Linked DNA regions of Homo sapiens: region 2 is linked to region 1. Evidence: chromatin contacts called from ENCODE Hi-C or POLR2A ChIA-PET data. All regions are on one chromosome and are shown on one strand. Each heading gives the region's core, a stretch centred on a gene start or an enhancer-like site at or near the end of the contact. The rest is flanking DNA. Distances are from core to core; before and after follow the strand shown.

Evidence for each region. Hi-C counts contacts between places; a loop is a spot of excess contacts on that map. ChIA-PET counts read pairs that join two places held with the same protein, here RNA polymerase II (POLR2A). Pooled maps may share reads with other maps.
Region 2: a pooled map shows a loop between it and region 1 (2.2-fold over the local background). The contact joins the promoter of ITPK1-AS1 here to the enhancer-like site in region 1. A Hi-C loop is called at or near these places in 2 of 168 maps with a recorded cell type or tissue (chondrocyte and gastrocnemius medialis) and 5 of 50 pooled maps. POLR2A ChIA-PET finds 5 or more read pairs at or near these places in 2 of 52 experiments (A673 and Panc1).

The regions. Positions count from the first base shown.
Region 1 is chr14:93,011,842-93,018,206 of GRCh38, forward strand. It overlaps ITPK1 (inositol-tetrakisphosphate 1-kinase), which reads right to left. Exons shown (of 11, transcript NM_014216.6): 4 at 4,835-4,960. Among named protein-coding and RNA genes, the nearest start is that of ITPK1-AS1, 52 kb to the right of the region's middle. RefSeq lists enhancers at 2,739-3,240, 3,241-3,740, 4,200-4,700. Within about 2 kb of position 1,635, at least 9 of the 41 ENCODE cell types and tissues checked have a DNase peak (open chromatin) inside an H3K27ac peak, as active enhancers do.
Region 2 is chr14:93,065,217-93,071,948 of GRCh38, forward strand. ITPK1-AS1 (ITPK1 antisense RNA 1) reads left to right here and starts at 2,236. Exons shown (of 1, transcript NR_002808.2): 1 at 2,236-6,732. All of the region lies in intron 3 of ITPK1 (inositol-tetrakisphosphate 1-kinase), which reads right to left.

The DNA.
Region 1 (6,365 bases), core at 385-2,884:
TTGCCAATTATATCTGATCATATCACCGCCATCCCCGCCCCACCCTCCCTGCAGGATAGAGTCCAAGCTGCACAGCCTGGCATGAAAAAGCCCTCAAGCTCCGGCCTTGCTGCTCCCTCTCCAACCTCGCTGACACCTGGAGACATCGCCGCACATGCCCATCAGGCAGCGCCATCTGCCTCATTAACGCTCCTGGCCTCCTCCCTCCCCGCTCCAAGCAGCCCAGCAGAGCCACGTCCTCCCTCCGCAAGGCCATCAGGGCACCCCATGAAAGGCCGCCCCAGCGCATGACCAGCACTGGGCATGCGCCGCCACCCAAACACTTAGGCACTGCAGGCGGCAATGGGAACACCAGCTGCTGGGAGCAGACACAATCCCTGCCGCAGTGAAGGGACAGACAATAGCCACTGATAAAGAATTACGAACTTCCGAAGGGCATGAAGGAAAAGTGCAAAGTTGGCAGGGCCTGGGACGAGAGATGTGTCATTAATCAGCTCACGAGGGAGGACATTTCTTGGGAAGGGGCACTGAGCTGACGGAACAGCTTGTGCAAAGGCGCTGAGGTGGACACACATCAGAGCCTGGGCAGCTGCTGAGGGGGCCAGGGAAGGAGCGGGTGGGGCAGATCACCGAGGCCCCATGGGTCAAGCTGGCAATCATGGCCTTCAGTGTCACAGCAATAAGAAAGCATGGGATGTTTTAAGCCAAGCTGTGCTGTGATCAGACCTGTGTTTTTCCTAACTCATCACTTTAGGGGCCGTGAGGTCAGTTCTGGGTCTGCCTGCTGGCCTCTCCTCCTGGCCAGGAGCTCGCGGGCAGGGCACCCAGCAGTGCTGCCGCAGAGGACACTCTCCTAGCAGTCTGTGTGCAGACCGGGAATTCAGGGGACATCTGAGGGACAATTACCGTCCTTCCAGCTGATAAAGACAGGGCAAAGGCAGCAGTTGAGACTGAAACTTCCTTCTTAGTCCTAAGCTTATTCAGGGAGAACCCCAGGAAGGTCCCCCGAGGCAGCCCCACATGGCCCATGGATCACAATCACAGCACCCCTTCAGGGGCAATTCCAGGGCTAGAAGGGGCAGCAGAAGAGGACGGTGGGCCCCTCCCTTCCCACCCTGCACCCACACCTGTCAGGTGGCTCTGGGCGCCACAGCGAGGAGAAGGCTCGTGTTGCCCCCCTGGGAAAGCCACTCACCAGGCCAGGAGGCCCCTAGTGTCCCCGAGCCTGAGGCAGGGACCCTCTCGGCATGCCGGCCCCACTTGCCCACGTGGGCAGGCCCTGGGGGCCCCTGCCTGGTTCTGCACACTGAGAACCAAACCTCAGGCAGAGCCTCAGGGGCAACAGGCTGCTGGCTCCACATGAACCTTGGAGCAGAAAAACAACTGAATCATCCCAATTGAGTCTCCAAGCCAAGCCATTTAGAAGCCAATCAAAAACACACAAAAAACAAACAAACAAAAACAAAAAAAATCCAAAACTCTGGGGCAGTGATGAAGGTTCTGTGACAAGCAGCTTTAATGTTCTGCAGTAAGCCTCTGGCCCACAGCCTCCACCTGCCCACCAGGGCAGCCAGAAGCAGGCACGGCCTCCTGGCTCTGGGAATTTCTTCCCTCCCTGGGGACCGGAACTTTCACAGAGGCAGCCCAGTGCAGTGCTCTGGGGCCCTGAGGAACATCTCAGAAATTCATTTTTCTCCACCCACACAGCCCCAAACCACTTCCTCCTCCCTCCCAGGACCTGAGTATGGACTGTGGAGAAGGCCCTTCAAGCTGAGTCCCTGCTGGGGCAAAGCATCTTGCCTCGGTTTCCCTGCTCACAACAAAATGGGAGGACCCCAGCTCTGGGTGCTGCTTCCCCTGCCTCTGCCTATAGCATCCCTATCCCTCCCAGTCCTCAAACCACACTCATGCCTCCTTGTTAATGTCTAGAGAATAAAATTTAAAACAAAAATCTGAAAACAAAGGGCACGACTGAGGTCAAGTGTCCGCCTCCCTGGGTCTATGTGGTCTGGCTCTGAACTTGCATCTTATGGCAGAGGGAAGGGGACGATCAATGCTGACAGCCCAGTGACCGGTGGTAGAAGGAAGCCTCTTCCCCAGCCCCCATCCCAGTGCCTCTCAGTCATTCTCTGTGCCAACCCTGCCTGCCTCCTCTCTCCTGGGGCCTCTGGAAAGTGCAGCCCCGCACCCTTTTCTCCAAAGGATTGTTCTCCTCACAAAGGAGGAAACTTCCCACCTTATCAGATATCCGGCCTCTTACTGAAGCACAGACGGTGATGAAAATTTATCCCAGAAATATCAGTGCTGGGAGGTTATGGTGAGGTCACGGCAACCATCCCCCAAGACCCAGACAAGACACTGCCTGAGAAATGCACCTGTGGCTGCCTGACAGCCTTAAGCCACAAGGCCCCATGCTGCCCTCCACACACGCTCCCTGTTAATATTGTTTTCTGCCCAGAAAAGGAACACAGCGGGCACTCTCATTCACTGTTTGGACATCACTTGCCTGGGCTGTGGGCTGTGTGTGTGTCTGGGAAGTGGGCAAGAGGGATAAGAGCTTGGGAGCAGATGTTCCAGAACTCCGGGCCCAGGCTAGCTGGGAGATGTGGTCTCTAGGAAGAGCAACCGTGTGGGTGTGATGAAGTGGCACTCAGCTACAATGGGCACTTTACACCCACAGGCATTTACTCCTCCCAGCAACCTGCCCACCCAAGGAGGAAGGAACTGAGGCTGTGGGGAGGCACGCGGTTCCTAAGTTTTGGAACAAGGATCTGCCTTGAAGACAGTTTGACTCCCAAGTCCTCCGCCTCATCCATCTCTGGAGAGGCCACACGACAGGTGAGGAGAGCAAGCTAGCGCAGGCTCAAATCCCACCTGGACCACTTTCTAGTTGTCCTGCAGCTGCTTCTTCCTCCACAGGACGGGAATCATTGAACCTTACAGCTCATGGGAGCAAGTGGGTCAACCGCCATGAAGCGCTTTCGAGCAGGGCTTGGTAAGCGGTAACTGCTCTGCAGTGCTTTCTGAGGTAACGGTAATCAGGCATCTGGAAGGCCATCGTCCCCCAGATGGACTCAGCAAGAGATGCACCATCCCTGCCCCAAAGGTCTGCGTGGCAGCCCAGGCATGGCTGTGCTCCTCCAGAGAATAAGCCCCAAGGGCACCACAGGCACATGAACTGGGCACTCAGGGGCCTTCCGAAGGAGACGGGGGTGAGGCAGGAGCAAATGGCTCAGGGGAGAGGAAAGTCGCTGTATGACTTGGGATCAGCTGGGACCACACCCCAGGACAGTTGTGTAGGTTGGAGGCAGAGAGGAACAGAAGAGCAAGCCCTCAGGATGAGCAGCGGCTCACCTGAGAAAGTCAAGACTGACCCCCGGCTCTGCTGGGTCCCTGTGGACAAGCTGCACATGCTTCCACGCCTCCACTTCCTGCTTATCAACAAGGCTGGTGAGTCTGCACTGAGGGCTGTGGGGATCAAATGTAGCACATGGGTGAGTGCTGATCAGCCCAGCCCTGGCACAGGGCAGGGACTCAGGAAGCAGCACATCACCAGGGCACACATCTCCTCTGTCTTGTTCCCCTCGAACCCCAGCACACTCCTCCCAACATGGTCTGAGCTTTTCTTATTCCTAGCACCCATTTTACAAATAAGGAAACTGAGGCTCCACGAGGTCACAGAGGAGCCCGACCATGTTTTTCCCACAGTCTCCAGTCCGATCAAGGAGACAGTGTTCAGCAAGTGGAATGGACTTGGGGCCACTGGCAGGGCAGACGCCCTGGAGGGCACAACGTGGGACATGCCCTGCCCCCAAGCAGGGGATGCCAGGAGCAGGCTGCCTCTGTGTCCGGGGCCACTTCCTGGTGGGAAGCAGGAATGTGCAGCAGGGAGTTGGCCAAGGAACGGGGTGAGAGCCCCAAGGAAGCAAGGGGGGCCAAGGCGGCTGACCCCGAACACACGGGGAGAGAACAGTGTCGGCAGGACGGCAGCACCGGGTGACTAGGAGGCGGGTAAGATTCCCTTTGTCCTGGTGAAGAAAAGCAGGGCACCAAATCTGCGCCTGTCACACGCTAGAAACCCCATCTCAGGCATCCCCATCCCACTAGGCACACCTGAAAACAGCTACCATCTTGACTGCACTTTCACTGACAATACAACTTTGTTTTTCATGACCTCTGAGCCGCTTTCTAGAGGACAGAATCACGTTCTTGTCCACAACAGAGAGAACACAGGACAAGTCAGTAGCCAGCATGAGAACCCCAGGGCAGTGGGCAGGTCACTGTGCGATCAGGACCTGGGAGGCCGCTGGGGAAGTGGTGTGGGGAGAGGGAAGCAGCCAAGGGACTCAGCAAGATACCTCAGGCCATGCTCAAAGGTGAGTACCCAGGTCAAAGTAATGGGCAGAGGCAGGGTTCTCCACCAAGGCAGGACTCAGTTCAAAGGCCCTCGGGGGTCCCCTTTACCAAGTGCAGCAGAAGGGTTCCATCCCTTGTGCCTACCTGAGCCAGGGGAAAGGGTTGCACATGCCTGTGCTGAGGACGTGGAGGCCACACTGGAACTCAGCGATGCCTCATCAGTAAACCGTGTCTACACAGCCAGGGGGTGGAGACGGCCCAACCATGCCCTGGTTCAGTCCCCACGCTACACCCGAGGACACTGACGCCGCACAGAAGTACCTGCCCACGAGCCCATGTCTTGCCAGTGGCAGAGCCATTTCTCCAGACTATACCTCCAGAGAGCTGCTACCGCCCTAAATACACACACGGCCATTCCAGGGCCTCCCCTCCTCCTCCTGAAAATGCCACAGCCAAGGGCTGCATGGTCCTCACTCACCTGGAACCTGTGCACCAGCTCCAGGGACTGGCTATCATTCTGGTCGGCTTCAAGGATGACGTCAGTCAGCTTGTGGATGATGACGTCCAGGGGGCCCTGCTCCTCGATCGGCCGGCTAAGGTTCAGCTGTGAGGCAGGGAACACAGACAAAAGCAACAACTTCAGCACCTGAGTCCACTGCCCCCATCCTCTTGTCCACCCTGGGGCATATCACCAGAGGACCCTCGAGCCTCCCTGTAGCACTCTGGAGATGGGGCAGGAGGAGGGCTGACATGGAAAATACAGACAGGACAAGCAGGACAAACCCTCCAAGACCCCACAACTCTTCTCTCCTGCTAACTCCTCAAGGGCACACCCCACGTTTGTAACTTCTGTTCCCCAAGCCCCATGCTACCCAGGATGCAGAAGACACATAAGAGGAATCAGGGCAATAGTGTCAACAGGCCAGGCAAGTGATGCTGAGAAATGGCTTTACAGAGAAAGGCTTTTCTCAACACACCCCATCTGCCCTAGGAAAACTAGGGTTCCAAGGGGTTATGTAAATGACTAACATCGCACAGCCAGATCAGAACTTAGATCTAAGTGGATACTGCTTCTGCTAATCTATAAAAAGCCTTAGCAAAGCTGTGGTCCTCAGGAATCTAGAAATTGCCGCTTTGAGCGACCAGCCACTTGCACTTCACACTGAAATCTGGGCTCATCGGGAGAAGCGAAGGCGCGTAGGGCTGCCTGCAATCTGTTCCATACTGCTCTCCTGCTATGCCAGGGAAGGTGTTTATTTTTGCAAGTGCCTGAGGTTGGGAAGATCAGGCCCCAAGAGAGCCAGAGCCTCTGGCCAACAGTCAGCGTCACCTGACCCCAAGACAGGAGCACCTGCCAAAAGCCAGGGCAGCCTGACCCCCGCTTCCTGACCCGCCACATGTCTCCCTCCCGGCACGCGGCCACCACCACCTGCAAGGCCAGTGCCTCGGAGGCAGCGGCGCCAGCCCGGCACCTGGCTGACCCCCAATCTGGCCTTAGCAGAGGCCAGAGAAGGCCACAAGCCCCACCCCTGCTCTCATCCCCACCCCCAAGTGGGTTTCCCTCCAGGATTCAAGGCTGACTGTTTTAAAAATGTTACGAAAGACATCATAATGACAACTACAAATGGTCACTGGCAGTGGGCACCACGCTCAAAGCTTGCGTGCATTTCTTTCATTGTATTTAACAACCACTATGAGAAGTGATTTTACGAATGAGAAAAGTGGAGGACGGAGACTTTTAAAACCTGCCTAGGGTCTCACAGCAGGAAGGCGGTGAAGTGGGGACACAAACTCAGATCTAAGGCTGCGCTTCTCACTCCATTCCCCGCTGCCTGCCCCTGCAACCCCGCTCCCCACGCCTGCTCTGTGCCCTAGGCAGCTGTCCTCTCAGGCCACAATCACCTGGCTGCCTTGTCCTCTGGCCAAGTCGGGCCAACTGGAGGCACAGCAGAAGATGGGCAAGAAGGAGAGAGGGAGGGAATGTATTTGCAGCATCCTCACGCCCCCAC
Region 2 (6,732 bases), core at 986-3,485, 54 kb after region 1:
CAGACATAACTTATGCTACAGACATTTCTGGCTTTTTTACTCATGAAAATAAATCAAACAGAAGAGATCCTTTCATTTTGGCTCATCTACCCATCGCATCATTTAACTACACAACACACCTCATTCAGACTCACGCTTCCCTGGGCCACTGAGGATGACAATGATGGTGGTGGAGGTGGCACCAGTAAATAATCACAAACAGCTCCTTCTGAGGACAAACTAGGTAAACAGGTTCTGTGCTGTTCCTTATCTGCATGACCTCACTCCTGGAACTCTATGAGACTGGGTCCATTATTATTTCCATTTTACAGAAGAATAAACTGAGGCTTAGAGGGGGCAAGTAACCTGTCCAGTTCTAAGTCCAGGGCCCAAGTGTGCTGGACACAGCTGACTAGCTGCAGCCCAACCTGTCCCCCATTCTCCCCTTCTTCTTTAGCAACAAAATCCTGAAGTCACTTCTAGACCATAACCCAATGAAACAGCCTGAGATGTGACTTAGGTCCCCAAAGATTTAGGTCCAGAGACACCCAGGGCAGGACTGTTAGTAACAGCAAACCAGAAATAACCTAGAACTTGAGACTCTGGAGCAGAGAAATGGTTCTAGATGCTGGGACATAGGGATGGTGGGAAGCTGGTGCAGCCACTCTAACAGCAATTTCCAAGGTGTTTAAATGGCACAGGCAAATGCTCAACTGTTCCCCCAAATGCAAGTGGCAAAACTAGGGACACAGAAAAGCCTAACCTGAATGCACATCATATAGAAAAAGGAGCATATTTTATGTAAAAATTGCTTCAATAATTATCTCTGGGTTTTCATTTGTGAGCCTATCTTGACTTCCCAAGATTTCCACAAGTACATATTACTTAATGAGCAAAAGAATAATCTAGAGTTATTTTTAGCAAGCACAGACCCTCGAGGCCTGGCCACATCCTGTGTAGCACAATACCTCAGTCCTTAATTCACTCACCCAGTAGACACAGCGCACATCAGGGCCAGACCACGTGCTCCTCAGAGACCAGCAAGTCCCAGCCTCAGGAGGACACACCAACAGGCAGCTCAGCTTGGTGTGCGTGCGTGTGTGCGCGTGCATGTGTGTGTGTGTATGTGTGTGTGTGTGTGTGTGTAGGGGGCAGAGGCGTCTGCTGGGAAAGCAGGGTAGGTGTCACTGCCAAGGTGACATTTAGCAATTCTTTTTTTTTTTTTTTTTGAGACGGAGTCTTGCTCTGTCACAGGCTAGAGTTCAGTGGCGCGATCTCGGCTCACTGCAAGCTCCGCCTCCCGCGTTCGCGCCATTCTCCTGCCTCAGCCTCCTGAGTAGCTGGGACTACAGGCACCTGCCACCACGCCCAGCTAATTTTTTGTATTTTTAGTAGAGACAGGGTTTCACCGTGTTAGCCAGGATGGTCTCGATCTCCTGACCTCATGATCCACCCGCCTCGGCCTCCCAAAGTGCTGGGATTACAGGTGTGAGCCACTGCACCCACCTGACATTTAGCAGTTCTAAAAGCATGAATAAAAATATGAGAGCAGGGAAGGGGCTGAAGAGGGAGATGCCAGGTCCTTACTCAACTGAAATACTCAGGGACGCTTCCTGGTCTTTGGAACTGACCTGAGGCAATGCATCTCCATTCCTGGCTTTGACTACGATGGTTCTGCGCCCAGCTGGACAAGGAGCACAGTCCAGGGCCCTCAGGTCAAGATGCCTCCTCCTCAGAGTCTCAGCCCTGCACCAGGCCAAACGGGAACCGACTGCTGAGGAATCCAGTGTTTGCATCCGAGTTTCTCCATCTGCACCCAGATTCCCTAGGATCACACTCTGAGTAGCAATGCTATGGATACCTTCACCCCAGAATGCCAGGACAGTCAGCTACTTTAAGAGCAGAATCTTGCTTCTGGCCCTTTCTAAAACCCCCGTTCCATCCCTTCCTATTTCCCCTGTGTACTTCATTCCATCTCTTTTCTTTGCTTTTACGTAAAATGCTTACCTGGCACGCTCCACTGAGGCCACGGAATTCTTGACATTTGACAGCCAAGCAAGGGTGGCAGGTACCAGGGAGATCCAGTCCCAACCCTGCGTGGTGTGGTGAGGAGGGCCTGGGGTTCTGGAAGCCTGCCTGCAAGAAGGCACCCAGGCACCCTGGAGCACAGGGAGCCCCACCTGCCCTGGCAGAGCTCTGTTGTCTTGACATGGGATGTGGGAACTTTTTTTTTTTTTTAAAGGATTTGCTCAAATTGACTCAGTGCATCAAAGGCTGGAGAAAGAATCACCCTAGAACTGAGTGCCACAGGCTTCGGAAGCTGCACAAGACTGCAACACGGTGACAGCTTCTATTTCTAACAGCAAACCTAAAAAGCTCAGGAACCAAAATAAAACGGATAGAAATGAAACCACTCAGAGTATGACGACAGTACTCAAAGCAACTCACGAGCATTTCCCCACGCTGTCTTCCAAAATGTGAAAAATGTGATTTTTTTTTAATGGCCACATTGGAGAACTGCTATGAGCAGACCTCATTTATATAACCCTTCCCAGCACCTCATGTATCATCATTATTAAAAAACACTATGGGGATCATGCTTTCACATAACTTTGTCTTATTTGTTATCTACATAGCCTAAGCAAATAGTAAATGATGGAGAATGAAAATAATTGTCAATGTTTAGGGGGAAAAAAATACCTGCATTTCAAATTTTTTAAAAAAACCATAAAATCTATCTTTTAAAAAAGGAAGGAGTAAGCTGGAATCCACAATTGTTAGAAACCCAAAAGTGATACAGAGGGGAGGCAAAAAAAAAAAAAAAATACTATATTCTCCACACTGAAACAATGTATCTTTCTCAACAGCCCAGTTTCATCTGTAGCTGTATTTTCCCCACTGAAATGCCACCATTAATCATAACAACAGATGAGTAAAAATCAATTAATATTCCTTCAGCATCTCTTAGGTGTCTTCAATCCTGTGCGCTGTCATCCCTTTAAAGAGGAAGGAAAAGATCCACAGCCAGGAAACAGACTCAGAAACTCAAACCCAGGTCTCTGGACCCCACAGGGAAGTGAGGCACAGCCAAGAGCAATCTGTGTCCATTACTGGCCTCAAATGACCACATGGAAACACTGTGTGCAGAGCCAGCCCCCCAAGCCCGTGGCGGTCCTCCTTGGAGATGATGGGGTCTGGGGAGAGGTCAGAGTCAGGCTCACGTGAACTTCAGAAAGCCACTGCCCAGGATATGGGTGGACCGCAAGTCTACCATGGGCTGTCCCAGCTCCAAAGACGTCAGAACCCCACAGCGATTGTTATTCCCAAAGCCCTTTACGCTTGGCTCCACAGCACACGGCAGAGAAAATCGACAGAAGGAAGGATGTTCACAGGTGTCCACCCCTACCTATGCCCCAGTGACCTGGAAATAAAATCCATCAAGAGCACCGGGGTCAGCCAGCTGGGGTACGCTGGAGAGTATGGGTGGCAGAGGGAACCCCGCTGTGGATTGATCATTTGACACTGTGTTCAGCATACCTTTTAAAAAAATGTTGGTACCATGTAAAAATATAACCTAAATAACAAGTACATTTTTAATGCTGAGATGGAGAATTTAGCACCTATAATCCTTCCAGAGATGCACACCACGCAACCACGTGAGTCCCCTCTGGCTCTGAATTCCGAGAGCAGCTACCAACACAGGCCTCCGCTGCCTGCACTCAGCACACCTATCGGAAAGCGCCAGTGCTGGCATGGGCTTTCCCTCCCTGGCGGCTGCTCCTCCTGCACCCCCATGCCCAGGCACTCCGGCCAGAAACAAGGGAGGAGTCTGGGGACTGATCCTCCCCCTCTCACCTCCCACATCTACCCAGGTACCACACCCTGCCATCTGTCTCCTGCTGCCCTCTGTCACTGCAGGAGCCCCTGGAGAGCACATCACCCCTCACTAGGCTGCAGCCACAGCCCCTCTCAGAAAACCCTGCTGTCTGCTTTCCAGTGCAGCCCTGTCTAATCACCCTCCATGTATCCTCCCCATGGCTCTTCCCCCATAGCCTCAGGTTGGAGCACCCAGCTTTCGCCTGCAGAAGCCCCTCCATGCCCCCGACACAGCACCCCATGAACAACTCACCTGGCACCGCTACTCTCTCCAGCCTGGTCTCTCACTAGCCCCCTCAAGCCTGGGGCTGTAGCCTTTCCAAGCCATTGGCAGCCAAAGGACCCCCTTCCCCAGCTGCTGTGTGTGGCCCTGGCCATGCTCCTTGTCTGTAAGGCCATTCTAACACCTCGCCTCCTGCCAGCCCCTACGCCCAGTTTATTCCATGTCAGGAGGTATGGCCTCCATCCCCTGATGGCCCACTCCTCCTTACATGCCCAGCCTTGCGTCCTCACCACTCCCCCACAGCTCAGACAGGCCTGCCCTGCCCCTGGGCTTGGGCATCCCCACGGTTTCCCTGCCAGTGGGCATCCCCACAGTTCCTTCGCCTCCAGAGGCCCAGCACCCAGTTCTGCCTCGGCCCCAGGCACATGGACCTTCCCTTGGGTCTTAGTGTCTCTTTCTCAGACTTGCCTTTTCTTGGTGGTTTGATGGTCACCCACCCAACCTCCTTCCCTGAAAGTCTGGTGCAGGAAGGGGTAAAAACACATATACAAAGGTCACCAGCAAGCCAGCCAGCACCAGCTCTGGAGAAAACACGGACAGAAAGACGTATGCCCACCATTCACTCATTCGCAAGCCGGGAGAACTTACTTACTTCCTTGCCTGCTTGAGAAACAGCCGCCGCACCAGAGACTGGGTTTCATAGTGTCTGAATTCTCAAGGAATGTGGATGGAGGACAGTGAATCTCTAACTGGCTGCTGCACTTCTCACACTTACAGCTTGCTCATTCGCACTTTAAAGTCAAACCTCGAGTCCCCTCATGCCAGCAGTCACCTTCTCCCCGATCTTTTACAGTAACTGGGGAAAGGCAGCCCAGAGAACAGGCCAGGGCAGAGGTCAGGCTGCAAAACATGCTTCCCTAAGGACGTCCAGGCTGGAGGGGGCCCGGCAGCAGGTGGGTCTTTCTTTCAGGGTCTTCCTCCACCAAATTCAGGACTATTCCAGAAAGAGGCAGTGAGTCCCTGGATGGGGAAACCGCTCCTCCTGAGCCTTCCCCACAGATTGGATCGGAGTGGAAGGTGCCCCCAGGTGACAGCACCTAGCAAGGCTGATGCAGGCCTTCTGCCTGGCCCACAGGAGAGCCCCAGCCCCACTCCCCAGATCACAGACGACCAAGGCTCCTGTGTACGGGGGAAGTAATCATAGTGCCGTGCTTGGCACTTGGTCATTTTAGCAACTAGGTGTTTTAGAAGGAAGCACAAGGACCTAGGAACTGGGTTGAGCTCTGTCAGGCCTTGCCTCTCAGTTAGGATCTGTTGGGTAGATGGGCTCATTGCCACTAACCAGACTCGTCTTCCAGGGAGCCTTCCTGATTTACCAGGCTGCGTGAGGGCCCTCCTCTGTGCCTGTCTGGTGTCCCTGCCTACCTTGGCCACTGTCTGCAGACATCACAGAGAGTTGAAGGGGCCTGGCTTGGGCCTGTGTGAGCCCCCAGCACCTGGGGCCTATCCATAGCAAGTGTCGGGGAAACTGCTGCATGTTACTGCGTCCCATCTGCACGGCCTGGCTATGAGGGGCCCTCAGCTCAGCACTCAGTGAGACCAACTCAACACTGAAATGGTGGAGTCAGGGTGGCCCGTGCGTCCAGCATTCCCATTACCATACTACAGAGCACGGGGCTGAGGAAACAGGCACTTGCCACCATCACCATCATGACAAGTAGCCTCTCAAGACAGGAGGTAGAGAGCATCTGGTCCCACGACCCTTACTACACTCTTCCCTTGTCCTGCAGCCCAACTCCCTGCTCTAAACACAAAGTAGGACATCCTCTTCTTCTGAGCTACCTGGGTCCTGGCTCCCCTGCAACTTCCTTTCCTGCCTGAGCAGCCCTGAGCAGACAGTGCTGTGTCTTTCATGATCATCATCACGTGGCCCAACAGACCAGGTCTGCAGACAAGTCCACTGCCAAGCAAGTCTCGGAGCACAGTTCTGGGCCCCAGAGTCAGCCCAGTCCAGCCCAGCCCCATCAGGGCCTCTGGACAGCCTGAGAGCAAGGCCTCGTGCTGTCCCTCTCCGAGGAAGGATTTGCCTCAGGCCTGGTTCTGAGAAGTAAACAGGGTAATGTTCTGAAGCAGTGGACTTCAAACCAAACCCCCACAAAATAAATGTTTAAAACTACATATCTATTTGCACATTTTTAAGTTGATATGAAAAATTTCTCATCATAAGTCTAAATACTTGTAGAGGATGTAATTTCCAACATACTGTAAATATTAACATTTAAAAATAAAACTGTTAATGTTTCTCTTTTAAATGGATCCAATGGTATCTAAATACCACGGCGATTAGAGATTCGCCATCATCCATTTTTAAATTACATAATCAAGCTCTTCTTTAACCATTGGAAATTTAACAGTGTTCCTTTTTTCCTCCACAAACTCTGATCTCCCTCAGAGATGTTTATACTATCACAGTGTATTTTATGCTTGAAAGCCTTATACTGATTATCCTATTATATACTATAGGGCCAAAAAATACAAAAATCAATGTTTTAATTTTTTTTAATTTCCTGTGATTTCCTGTGATCATAAAGCTCTGTCAGAAGTTTTCTCCTGGACTGAATTATTATAACAATTACTATAAGTATACAATTGAT